2 separate regions of the Homo sapiens genome follow, and region 2 is linked to region 1. Evidence: chromatin loops called from intact Hi-C (ENCODE). Cell type or tissue: heart right ventricle. All regions are shown on one strand. Links, peaks and the distances in the headings refer to the core of each region. The heading gives the core; the rest is flanking DNA.

Region 1 (5,549 bases), core at 1,495-3,994:
CACGCAAAGAACCCCGCTATGTGACCCAAATCCCTGCTTCTATTTTCATGGAGCAAGTGGAGTAATGGATAGTGACAGGGCTTAGAAATTCTCCTCAAAAATGCCTAATTGATCTTTTCAGGCCATCAGGCTCTCCGCCTCCTGAATCTTGAACTCTGCTCTTTTATTCCTTCTTGTTTCAGTTGCTGTCCTCTCCACTTTCTCACTTGTATTTCAGGCCCTCTTAAAACAGCATGTTTCAAAAGGCCCTGGGAATGGTGCTTCTCAGGTTAGAGTACTCCCCTCGCAGGAAGAACAGAGGCTAGGACTGGAAGGCCTGGGAAGACTGGACCTATTGCCACTGCCTAGAGGGGCCATTTGCCTTGCAACCCTTGCCTGCCAGTGCCAGAGCAAAAGTGTAGTGATGTGTGCTTCCTAGAGTCACAGAAGTTTAAGAACTTTTAGGGTTATTCAACAAATATTGGGTGAATGTCTTCTATGGTACACACCAGACTCTGTCCGAGGCACAGTGGATACAGAGATAAGTAAGAGCCCCTGATTTCTGTAACTTCACATCCCCAAGACTCCTGGCTGCTCTTTCTCAATCTCTGCTCCTGTCCATTTGTTAAATGTGTATATTTCCTAAGTTTCTGTCCCTTCTCAAGACATATACTTCCTGGGTGATCTAATTTAGGCCCTTGGTTTCAGTTACCACCGAGAAGAGGCTAGTATCAAATCAGTACTTCCAGCGCAGAAACTCCCTCCTAGTTTCAAACCTATTTAAGCTTTGCTTGGATGTTCCACAGGCACCCCTCAAATTACTTCTCTACATGTCTCCTCGTGGGTCCCCTGGATGAAGTGGAGTGAACAGCCCCAGCTTATGCTCACTTTCCAAGCCAATGACATGGGAGTCCTCCTTGACACCACTGCCTGTACCCCTCCCATCATTTGTCTGTCTGTCTGTCTGTCTCTCTCACCCACTTCCCTGCTAGTATGTTAGTTCAGGCCACCATTAGCTCTCACTGGGGTTACTGCAAGAGCTTCCTAAGCAGCCTCCCAGCCTCCAGTCTTGCTGCCTCTCCATGGATTCATTTTCTACACTATTGTCAGGGGATAGTCAAAAATCACAATCATTTGTGGGCACACTACTGACTTCGAATGTTTCCAACAGCAAGCTGCCATCCTGGTAAAACCCACATGTTTTCAAATGACCTGTAAACCTAAAAAGGTGATCATGTTGACCTCTCCAGACTTATCTCTCACCCTCTGTACCCATCCTACTCCATGTCCTAGCTATACTGAACCATGGTTCCCTAAAGCCAAACTGTCTCTTGCCTCCCTGGGTCTGCACCTGCTGTTCCCAAGGCCGGCAGCGCGCTTACTTCCTTGTGACAAATGGCTCCCACTCATCCTTTAGCAAATGCTGTAGATGTCACCAACTCTGGGAGGTGTCCCTGGACCCCCGGTACTGGATTAGGGACTCCTATGTGTTCTAATCCTGTGCTCATGCTCACCATAGCCCTGAACAAGCTGCCCCACAATGGCTGGTTCATTTTGTTTCTCCCACAAGATCATGAGGCTTTTGAGGGCAAGGAAAATACTCTTTTTCTTGTGAGATAATCAGCGCCGCCTGGTACTGGTGAGCAGCATGTATCTATGCCCTCATGAAGCTTACAATCTAGTGGCAGAAAGAGATATCAATCAAATAACCATACAAGTGAATGTAAAATTGATAAATAGAATAAATGTGTAGATGTTTAACTGTTATAAATACAAATACCTAAGCGTGCTACGAAAGTACTATGAAAGAGAAGAACAAGGTGCTAAGAGGGCCCAGAGCTGAGAAATCTGAAAAATGCCATCCTAGGAATTCATGCTTGGAGTGATATTTGCAGGATGAGTTGGTGAACGCTGTGAGAATGTGTGTGAGTACAGGCGGGTATCTGGCAGGCTCAGGCAGAGGAGGGTCTCTGGCATGTGTAGTGCATATGAGAGAGTGAGTCTAAAATAAGGGGAGGTGGCTGGAGGGCAGAGGGCAAAGGAGGAGATGAGGCTACAGATGGTAGCAGAGGTCAGATCAGGCAGTGCCTACCAGGCCATACCAAAGATTTTGACCATTGTCTTCAGAATAGTTAGAAATTATGAAAGGATTTTAACAAGGAGAGGGGCTGGGTAGGAGAAGCAGTGGTAGAATATGTATGATTCAATTTGTGTACTGAAATTCTGACTTGCTTGCAGTATGAAGAACAGACTGGGCAAATGCACTTGAGGAGACCTGCAAGGAGCTTATCCCAGTCGTCTGGGTGAAAGACGATGGCAGCTTGGACTGAAGTCATAAGAACAGAGACAAATATACAGATATAAGAGAGACTCGGGAGTTCAAATCCACATGGTTGAGTGATGGCTTGGCTAATGCTGTGGGCTCCTGGAGGTGACTCTTCTCCCTAATTCACAGGCTGGCCAAACGGCCATAAGCAAGGAGTTCTCAGAAAACGCAGATGCTCTAGAGCAAGGGCCACCTGGCTATGCCCCCTAAGCCAAATCTAGCTGGCCACCTTTTTTTAATTAATAAAATGTGATTGGAACACAGGCACCCACTTTTGTTTATGTTTTCTCTATGGCTACTTTTGTGCCGCAACGGCCAAGTGGAGTTGTTGCAATGGAGATGGTCTGGCCCTTGCAGCCTCAAATGTTGACCATTCAGCCCTTTACAGAACAGATTTGCCAACTCCTGTTTTAGAATCATGAGGTATTAGCCCGTTCTACAGTTACAATGATAGCTGTTATCATCAGCTCCCAGTAGACTCCTGGAAGGACGAGCTGAGCCTACATCCACACAGAGGCTGAGCTGGTGGTTCAAGGTGTCCCTTCTCTGTGGGCACATTGTATGGAGGTGGTTTTCTGTGGCTTTGCTGTGGACATGGGTCCACTGTTACACACCGTAGGCTGCAGCTGAGAAATGGCCCCAATCCTTAACTGGCTGCCCACAGGAATCCTGGATATCCTTGGCACAGTCTTCCCACTTTGCCTGCCAGTGTTAAAGGGTTGACACAGCAATGAAACTTATTAAACAGCCTGACCTCATGTGGTGAGGAATTTTAAACACCAGATGGAGAGCCTTATTAATAAGGGAGTGTCTGGGAGTTCTACCACTGCCTACCATAAGAAGACGATTGCATGTCTTCCCTAGAATAAAATCCAGCCTTCCAGAAACATGTAAGGGTTAGGCTTTCAATTTCATTTTTTTTTTCCAATCTGCATTCAAAGACAAAAATTAAATAGCAGCCTTCCCATTCCCATTAAGCATTTACGTCAAACACATACAAGCCTGTGTTTGGGCACAACTCCAGTAAGTAAATGTTAAGAAAGAAGTTAACACTTCCAGAATTGATCATTTTCTTGAGAAATACAAAAGCAACACCAGCAGCTGCTGTCACCTATTTCTTTGACCTCCACCAACCCTGGGAAATTGCTGCTCAGAAATAATGAATGCTCTCGGCATGGAAAATCTGTTACTTAGACAAATCAGGCAGATTTCCAGGACTGGGCCCTTTAATGTTCTTGGGCTGTTTTTCCTTCCTGACGATTGTCAGTTGGATGATAATCCCTACCTTGTCACAGGCCCATTTATCATGTGAATGCTCAGCATACTTGGTGACGATGTATTCCAATTTTTCAGGCAAGGAAAAACTGTGAAATGAGGAAAAAAAATTACAACCTCCCCAAGCACTTCAGCCAGACATAGTAGAAGATAGTCAGAACTACCAATCAACCAGCTGTCAGAAGGTGGATTTGATCAGCCAGCCAATCCCAAAGCTAAAGCTGGACTCCAGGCGCAGTGACATTCCTGAGTAGGGGTGGCATAGCCAGGGTTAGGTCACGGACGCACCCAAGTCTAACCATGGAACATCTCTGCAGGAGCCTTGGCTGGGAAGGCCTCCTGCCATGTGCTCCAGGGTCTCTTGGCTCCTGGGCCAGACCTGTCTTGGTTAGACAGCGAGAATCCAAGGTAAATGGCCTGTCATCCTCTGGCTACAATCTGGAAATGGTAGAAATGGGTAGCCAGAGAGCCGTATGTTATGAAATAGTGGTTTTCTACCTTTTGGGGCTCAGTGGCTCATGGTAAAATACTCGAATTTTGGGGCCGGGCGCTGTGGCTCACGCCTGTAATCCCAGCACTTTGGGAGGCCGAGGTGGATGGATCATGAGGTCAGGAAATCGAGACCATCCTGGCTAACACGGTGAAACCCCGTCTCTACTAAAAATACAAAAAAATTAGCCGGGCGTAGTGGCTGGTGCCTGTGGTCCCAGCTACTCAGGAGGCTGAGGCAGGAGAATGACGTGAACCCAGGAGGTGGAGCTTGCAGTGAGTTGAGATGGCACCACTGCACTCCAGCCTGGGTGACAGAGTAAGACTCCATCTCAAAAAAACAAAACAAAACAAAACAAAACAAAACTAGAATTTTGGCAGTACAGTAGACACCTGCTATTTCTGTTTTCCCAGAAAACAGCTCTTGTCCCTTCTGTTGGTATCAGCACCTACATTCCCTTTGCATTGCACAGTCTTATATTGCATGCAGTGTTATGTGAACTGTCACCAAGGATGGGCATATGACTGGGCAAATCAGACTTTCTCTCCACGGAATTTAAGTCTTGAGTTGGGTGAAACTAGGGCAGTAAATTCTTCAAGGTGATTTACCCAATGGGGACACCTGAAGATTGTCGATTTCCTCCCTGTGCCTGATTGCAGTCCTTCCCTGGTGACTATGCGTGCTAAGGCCAGGTTGGCCTTTCACTAGGTCTTGATAATGACCCCATATTCTTGCAATAAGGTGCTTTTCTCCTTAAGCCAGGGTTAGTCTCCATTCCTCACATTCCTCAAGGAACTATGTTGATGTCACAGGTACACTGGAATAAATCTGAACTCTCAAAATAACACAGAGCCATTAACACACAGTTGCTAGAGTATAATGTTTTCTCAGAACGTTTTCAAAAGCATCCAAGTTACTACGCCATTTGCTTTGTCTTTCTTTAGCACTGTTCCCTTTTTATAGGCAGAGCCCTCCCAAGTCAGCACCTGCCTTCTTTGGCCCAAGCTTGATGGTTCACCATGCTTCTTACCTCTTACTTAACAGCAGTTTCAATTCTGTCTCACCATCCCCACAGCTCAAAGCTCTTTCCAACGGAATGTGTGTTTAATTGTCCCAAAGACGAATGTTACACATGATCAAAGCAGACAGTCCCCCTGGGAAGGGTTCAGGCTTTCATTTGAGAACTACTGCCATGAAGGACAGGTCCAAGGGGCTCATATAGGCTCAGGCTTACTTTCCCTGCTCACTCTGAAGCAGTTTTAGAGCTCTTCATTTAAAATGCACCTGGAGCTGACTGTATACCCTACAGCGCATATTCATAACTGGGCAGAACTACCACAAGCCAAAACTTAGCAATATTTTGCCCAAGGGATAAGCACACCTCCATGGCCTAGTCAACACCAGTGAGAAATTCTGGAAAATTACAGGGAGAAAGTAAAAGGTGCAATGGTAGGGCTATTCTGAAGCTCCAGCATCCCT
Region 2 (5,549 bases), core at 971-3,470, 220 kb before region 1:
ACATGAAGGAGGAAATAGCTAGTTTAATCTGGAGATGTCAGGGAGGTATGTTAAGCTGTGTCAGCTGTAGACATTGGTTAGGTGCTCTTTGAACCCCTTCAAAAGAGTTCATTTTATTTTTATTTTTTAAGAAGTTCTTTTTTTTAATCCCAAAGCATTAATAAGATACTTATGTGCTAAGTGATGAATGTAGTTCTGAGATTAAATATAAAACATTTTTAAAATATTTCTAGTGGAAGTGGCAACAAAATCTCTCTCTCTCTCTCTCACACACACAACACACACACACACGAGACACAGACTCTCTTCCTCATTTTAACCTAAGTATTCTAGTTGCCATAACAACCTGATTGTGGTAGTGCATTTGCTGCTATGGTTGAGGTTGTGTCAGCAGTTCCATTATAAGCTGCAATTTTCAGGATCCTAAAATTCAATGTCACATTCACAGACGTGACATTTAAAATTCTATTTATTAATTTGATTTTGCCTCATGCTTAAATCTCCAAAAGGCATTGACCTCTCCCCCTGTGCTGAAAGAGGTTCGTGTATCTGGTTTGTAGGCTTCTGCTTTTGTTAATTTGTATTTTATTTCTAAAAGAAACCTCCATATCTGATCACGGTCCCTTATTTTATAAAGAGGAAGTTGAGGCTCTGAAGGGTCATCCGACAAGGCCCTTGCCTTGCCTTTTCACCCTTAGGCAAGTCATCCGACACGAATCCAGTAGTTATACACTACTGCACAGATGTTGGAGTTCAGTGGCATCTTCTGCTTAGTGATGTTTTTGATTTTTGGTTAAATCTCACCATGACATGCCTTTCATTTTTTTGCATATGTGTCTCTTTGTGTATTTGATATATATCCTTTCTGCTGTAATAGGATTCATTCTGTTGTCACATTCCATGTTGTAGAAATTGGTTTATATGTCTTTCTGATCTCCACTAAACGTTTCTCCAGGGTAGACACCATGCTTTACTCCTTATAATGTCTCCAGCATTTGCTGAGAAGGACCAGCTCTGCCTCCTCTTCTTCCTCGTTCTCATTCCAGTTCACCTGGTGTCTGACCTTTCTTGTTGCTTATTCTTAGTGCTTGAACCTAATGACCTGTCTTTAGAGGGGTTGGGGAGTGGGCACTGGTGTGGAGAGAGGAGGGGGCCTCCCTCTGCCCCTAGGTAGAGTCTGGGGGTTCAAGAGTGTGGTGCTCGGAGGGCTATGGCTATGACTGAAGTGTAGGGAGTAGTGAGAGAGGTTAAAGAGGCATTAAGGGGCCTGAAGGTAGACTTGGATTGGACTTCCTGCTGAGGAATCTGAACTTTGTTTAGTAGACAAGAGGGACCTATTGAAAGGTCATAAGCAGGGAAGTGATATGAAGAGATTACCTAAAACTGCTGCACATTCAGGTCCTTGAAGACTGAAATTCGTATTTAAAAAAGTATGGCATAAACAGGTAATTATTCTATCTAGTAGGAAAATGTAAGGTCAGAGAGGAGAGTAATTAATTCTGCCTTGGGTTTGATGACAGGAAGCTTTCACAAATGAGGTGATGTTTCAACTGGATACTAAAGGGTAGCTAGGATTGCACCATGCAGGGAAGTTGGGAAGATGGAATTTTAGACGTGAGAAGCAGCTTGAGTGAAGAATCAGAGGCAAGCATATGCTTGGCATATTGGGAAAATCTTGACCCTGCTGATGTTGATGTGGTGCCAGGTCTGAGGAGACCAATGGCTTGAGAGGAGACTGGATAGGATGGGCTGAAAGCAGGTCACCAAAGGTTTTTGGTGCCCCACTATGGAGTGAAGATTTTATGCTCTAGATAGAGGGGAGCTGTGAGCTTTAAAAAAGCAGCTAAAAGACACGAGCACACCTATGGCATAGAGAAATAGCTCTAGCAGTTTAGAGGATGAATTGGAAAATGAGAGCTGGATGCTATTCTACCAGACCAGGTAAAATAAACAAAGGTGCCTGTTGAACTAGGATGGTGGGATTAGAAAGAGTATAAATAGAGGATTAGGAATGAAGAAGAGGCATGTTTCAAAGGTTAATTTAGCAGATGTGATTGGCTGTATGGGGAAAAGTGTATAAAGAAGTTTTCTTTCTTTTCTTTTCCTTTTTTTTTTTTTCTTGAGATAGGGTCTTGCTGTCTTGCCCAGGCTGGAGTGCAGTGGCATGATCTGGGCTCACTGTAACCTCTGCCTCCTGAGTTCAAGTGATTCTCCTCCCTCAGCCACCTGAGTAGCTGGGATTACAGATGTGTGCTACCATGCCTGGCTGATTTTTTTGTTGTTGTTGTATTTTTAGTAGAGATGGGGTTTCGCCATGTTGGCCAGGCCAGTCTTGAACTCCTGGCCTTAAGCGATCCACCCACCTCTGCCTCCCAAAGGGCTGGGACTGCAGGCGTGAGCCACAGTGCATGGCGAGAAGAAGTTTTCTTATTATTCAAGCGTCTAGGTGAATTATTTTGCAATTTATCAAGGTAAGGAAAACAGGAGGAGAAGACAGATTTGGTTAAAGATAATATTTTGAAAAGTTCATCCACATTTTAAAATTTGGGGTATAATTTACATATAAAATGCTCAAATCTTAACAGTTTGATAAGCTTTGACAATTTATGTACACCTGTGTAACCACTTCTACAAACAAGTTATAGAATAGTGGTTCTTAATATTTAGTGTGCATTAGAAACACCTGGATGGCTTGACGGACCGTAAGTTGCTACTCCCACTCAGAGTTTCAGATTTAGTAGATCTGGGGTGAGGACTGAGAATTCAACTTTCTAACAATTCCCAAGTGCCACTGGGTTCAGGGACCACACTTTGGAAACTGCTGATATAAAATACCACTGTCACTCCAGAAAGGCCCTCTTCACCCTTTTTGCCTCTCTCCCCAGGCAATCACAGTTCTGATTTCTAGCACTGTGATTAGTTTGCCTATTCCTGGACTGCACAAATGGAATTATTCAGTATTCGCTTATGTCTGGCTTTTTTTTTTTTCATACAATATAATGATTTTGAGATTCCCCTATGTTGTTGCATGGGGTTTATTCCTTTTTACCCGCTGACTAGCATTCCATCATGTGACTAGATCACAATTTGTTTATCATTTCTCCTGTTGACAGACATTTGATTTAGTTTCAATTTTGGGATATTATAAATAAAACTTCCGTGAATATTAATATACAAGTCTTTTTGTGGTTATATGTTTTCATTTCTCTTGGGTAAATACGTAGGAGTAGGATTGTTGGGTCCTAGGGTAAATTTATGCTTAATTTTATAAGAAACTGCCAAAATAGTTTTCCATAGTGGTTGTAATGTAGTCAAATTGTGATTAAATTTTTATTGACTCTAGTGAAGATCCTAGACATTGACTAGACTGAAGGACTTTTTGTCAAAGAAGAAAGGTCTCTAATGGACAAGGAAGCTTGGCAGTGTTACCCTTTGGGATATACGTGTGGCTAAATAACAGTGACCGTGGAACTCTTCCAAATCCTAAGAGAATTGAAATCTATGTTTAGATTTAAAAAATGTAGTTCATTATTCATTCAAAGAACAGTTAATAAGCACTTACCATATATTAGCCATAGAAGGGCACGTGGCTCCCAGTACTGTTCCTGAGGAGCTCACAGGTAAAACAAATTATTAAACTTTAAGAAGGTGCAAGGCAGTGCCTTAAATCTAAACTATCTTACTCCTAGTTTATCTGAATGTTATTTTTCCAGAAATTCTAAATATCAGACAATGAGGACATAAACCAAAAAACCCAAAAAAAACTCCCGAACATTTCACATCACTGGGGAAAAAGATGGATTTGTCAGGAAAATGGTGTTGGTCCAAGTGGAGTTCACCATCTGGGAAAAAAATTGGTATTCAAACCTCGTATCAGGATGATGTCAACATGTGCCAAAGAGTTTAATGCAAAACAAAAACTTAATGTAATAAAAATATTAGAACAAATTATAGACATACTCTTTTCTAATGTCAGAATAGGGAAGGTGTTTTAAAATATTGGACAAAATCCAGAAATACAAGGCTGTTAAATCTGATTATCTAAAAGTGACGAATTTCTGCATGGCAAAACCCACCATAACCAAGGCCAAAAGATAAATGATTATGTGTGTGTGGGCAGGGGAGATAGGATGGTGACTCATTACAGAGAACTAGTTTCCAATATATATGATGTGTTTTAACAACCCTATTAAAACTGGGCAAAGGCTATGAGCAGACTGTTCACAGAAAATGAAATGCAAATGGCTCTTAAACATGTGAAAAGATGCTCAATGCACTCATAGGAGAGATGCAAATTAATTACACTGAAATACATATTTTCAGTTATCAGATTGACAGATCAGAAAGTTTGATTAGACTTTGCACTGGCAAGAGTGAGGATGCGCAGTGTTGGAGAAGAAGGGCATTTCAAGTTGAGGGGAATTGGAGGAGCGGGGAGATGGAAATGGGAAAGGTAGGGCCAGCACATTAGAGCAGGACAGGTGAGCTAATGTAGGGGCAGGCGTGTTGACTTTAGCAAGGAGCGACAGCTGGCGCTCTAGTGTCATGGGAGAAGCAGGGAAACTAGATAGCTACACGCAATAACTACAAATGCTGGTCACCGCGGAGGCAGACGGCCCTACAGATAACAGCCCGAGGGAGTCACTTACCCCAAAAGGTCACATTATTCCCAGCATTTTCCATTTAAGGAAGCATTAAAATAGAATTTTTAATGGAATGAAAATTTAACACTCTTAACAAATTATAGTTTAAAGATATATTCTTCAGTTGTCTTAAATTTAATTTTTGGAGAATATATATGAAGATGCTGAATACATGAAACACATCTCTACTGGTTTAGCTGCTTATTGCTGTTTGTAGCTTTTCTTATGGTGAATTACGTTACATCACTGAATGCTTAGGACAAAAATGTGCAGTCATGCTTGTGTCTCCCTTTGGTTGCAAAGGTAGCATAAGTAACTGATTCGGAGAGAGATTAACTATTAGTGTTTAATTTTGGAAAAGCAAGTAATGCATGTAATTTAACAGAATGGTGCTTTTCTTTTTAATTCCCATCCCCCCGACATTTCTTATCTTCCTATGACTTCTGCCTCATCACTCATTTTATTTTCAGAATTCTAAAATTCATAATACTCTTTAAAATGAAACTATCATTTTTCCTGACTAGCTTAGTATTGGAGGTAAATAGATAACTGCTTGAGATACCTTTTGGTCTAGGACGTTATAATTCTGTGTGGTACATTATAGTTTTAAGCGTTGTACGTTGTGGATTATGCCTGCAGATTTATACATATTAGGGGCAAATAGAGCACCAAATATTTAATGATATTCTTGTTTGCTTACATTCCTAAAGAAGAATGTAATTACATGTTCAAACCAACAAGTTAACTTGATTTACATTTTCCTTCTCACTCACAATTTGGTTGCTATCTAGATTTTTTTTTAAAATTCAACCCTATGCCCAAATATATTTCAATAGTTCCTTGAGTCACTAAGACAAAAGATTAAGGGAAAAAAGTACACCTAATAGAATACTTTGAATATTGACC

The links. A loop is a pair of places that touch in the nucleus more often than their neighbours do. Peaks named below come from ENCODE experiments on the same cell type or tissue, not always from the same donor. Only the 100,000 strongest peaks of a DNase experiment are listed, where the experiment ranks them.
Region 2: a loop joins it to region 1, with 28 times the contacts of the local background. A loop is called at or near these places in 50 of 110 quality-filtered maps.

Annotation. Positions count from the first base shown.
Region 1 is chr15:33,740,486-33,746,034 of GRCh38, reverse strand. It overlaps RYR3 (ryanodine receptor 3), which reads right to left. Exons shown (of 104, transcript NM_001036.6): 52 at 3,591-3,669. Among named protein-coding and RNA genes, the nearest start is that of CHRM5, 230 kb to the left of the region's middle. In heart right ventricle, for the core only: no CTCF peak of the experiment used is centred there; no DNase peak of the experiment used is centred there.
Region 2 is chr15:33,955,163-33,960,711 of GRCh38, reverse strand. All of the region lies in intron 2 of AVEN (apoptosis and caspase activation inhibitor), which reads left to right. Among named protein-coding and RNA genes, the nearest start is that of CHRM5, 11 kb to the left of the region's middle. In heart right ventricle, for the core only: no CTCF peak of the experiment used is centred there; no DNase peak of the experiment used is centred there.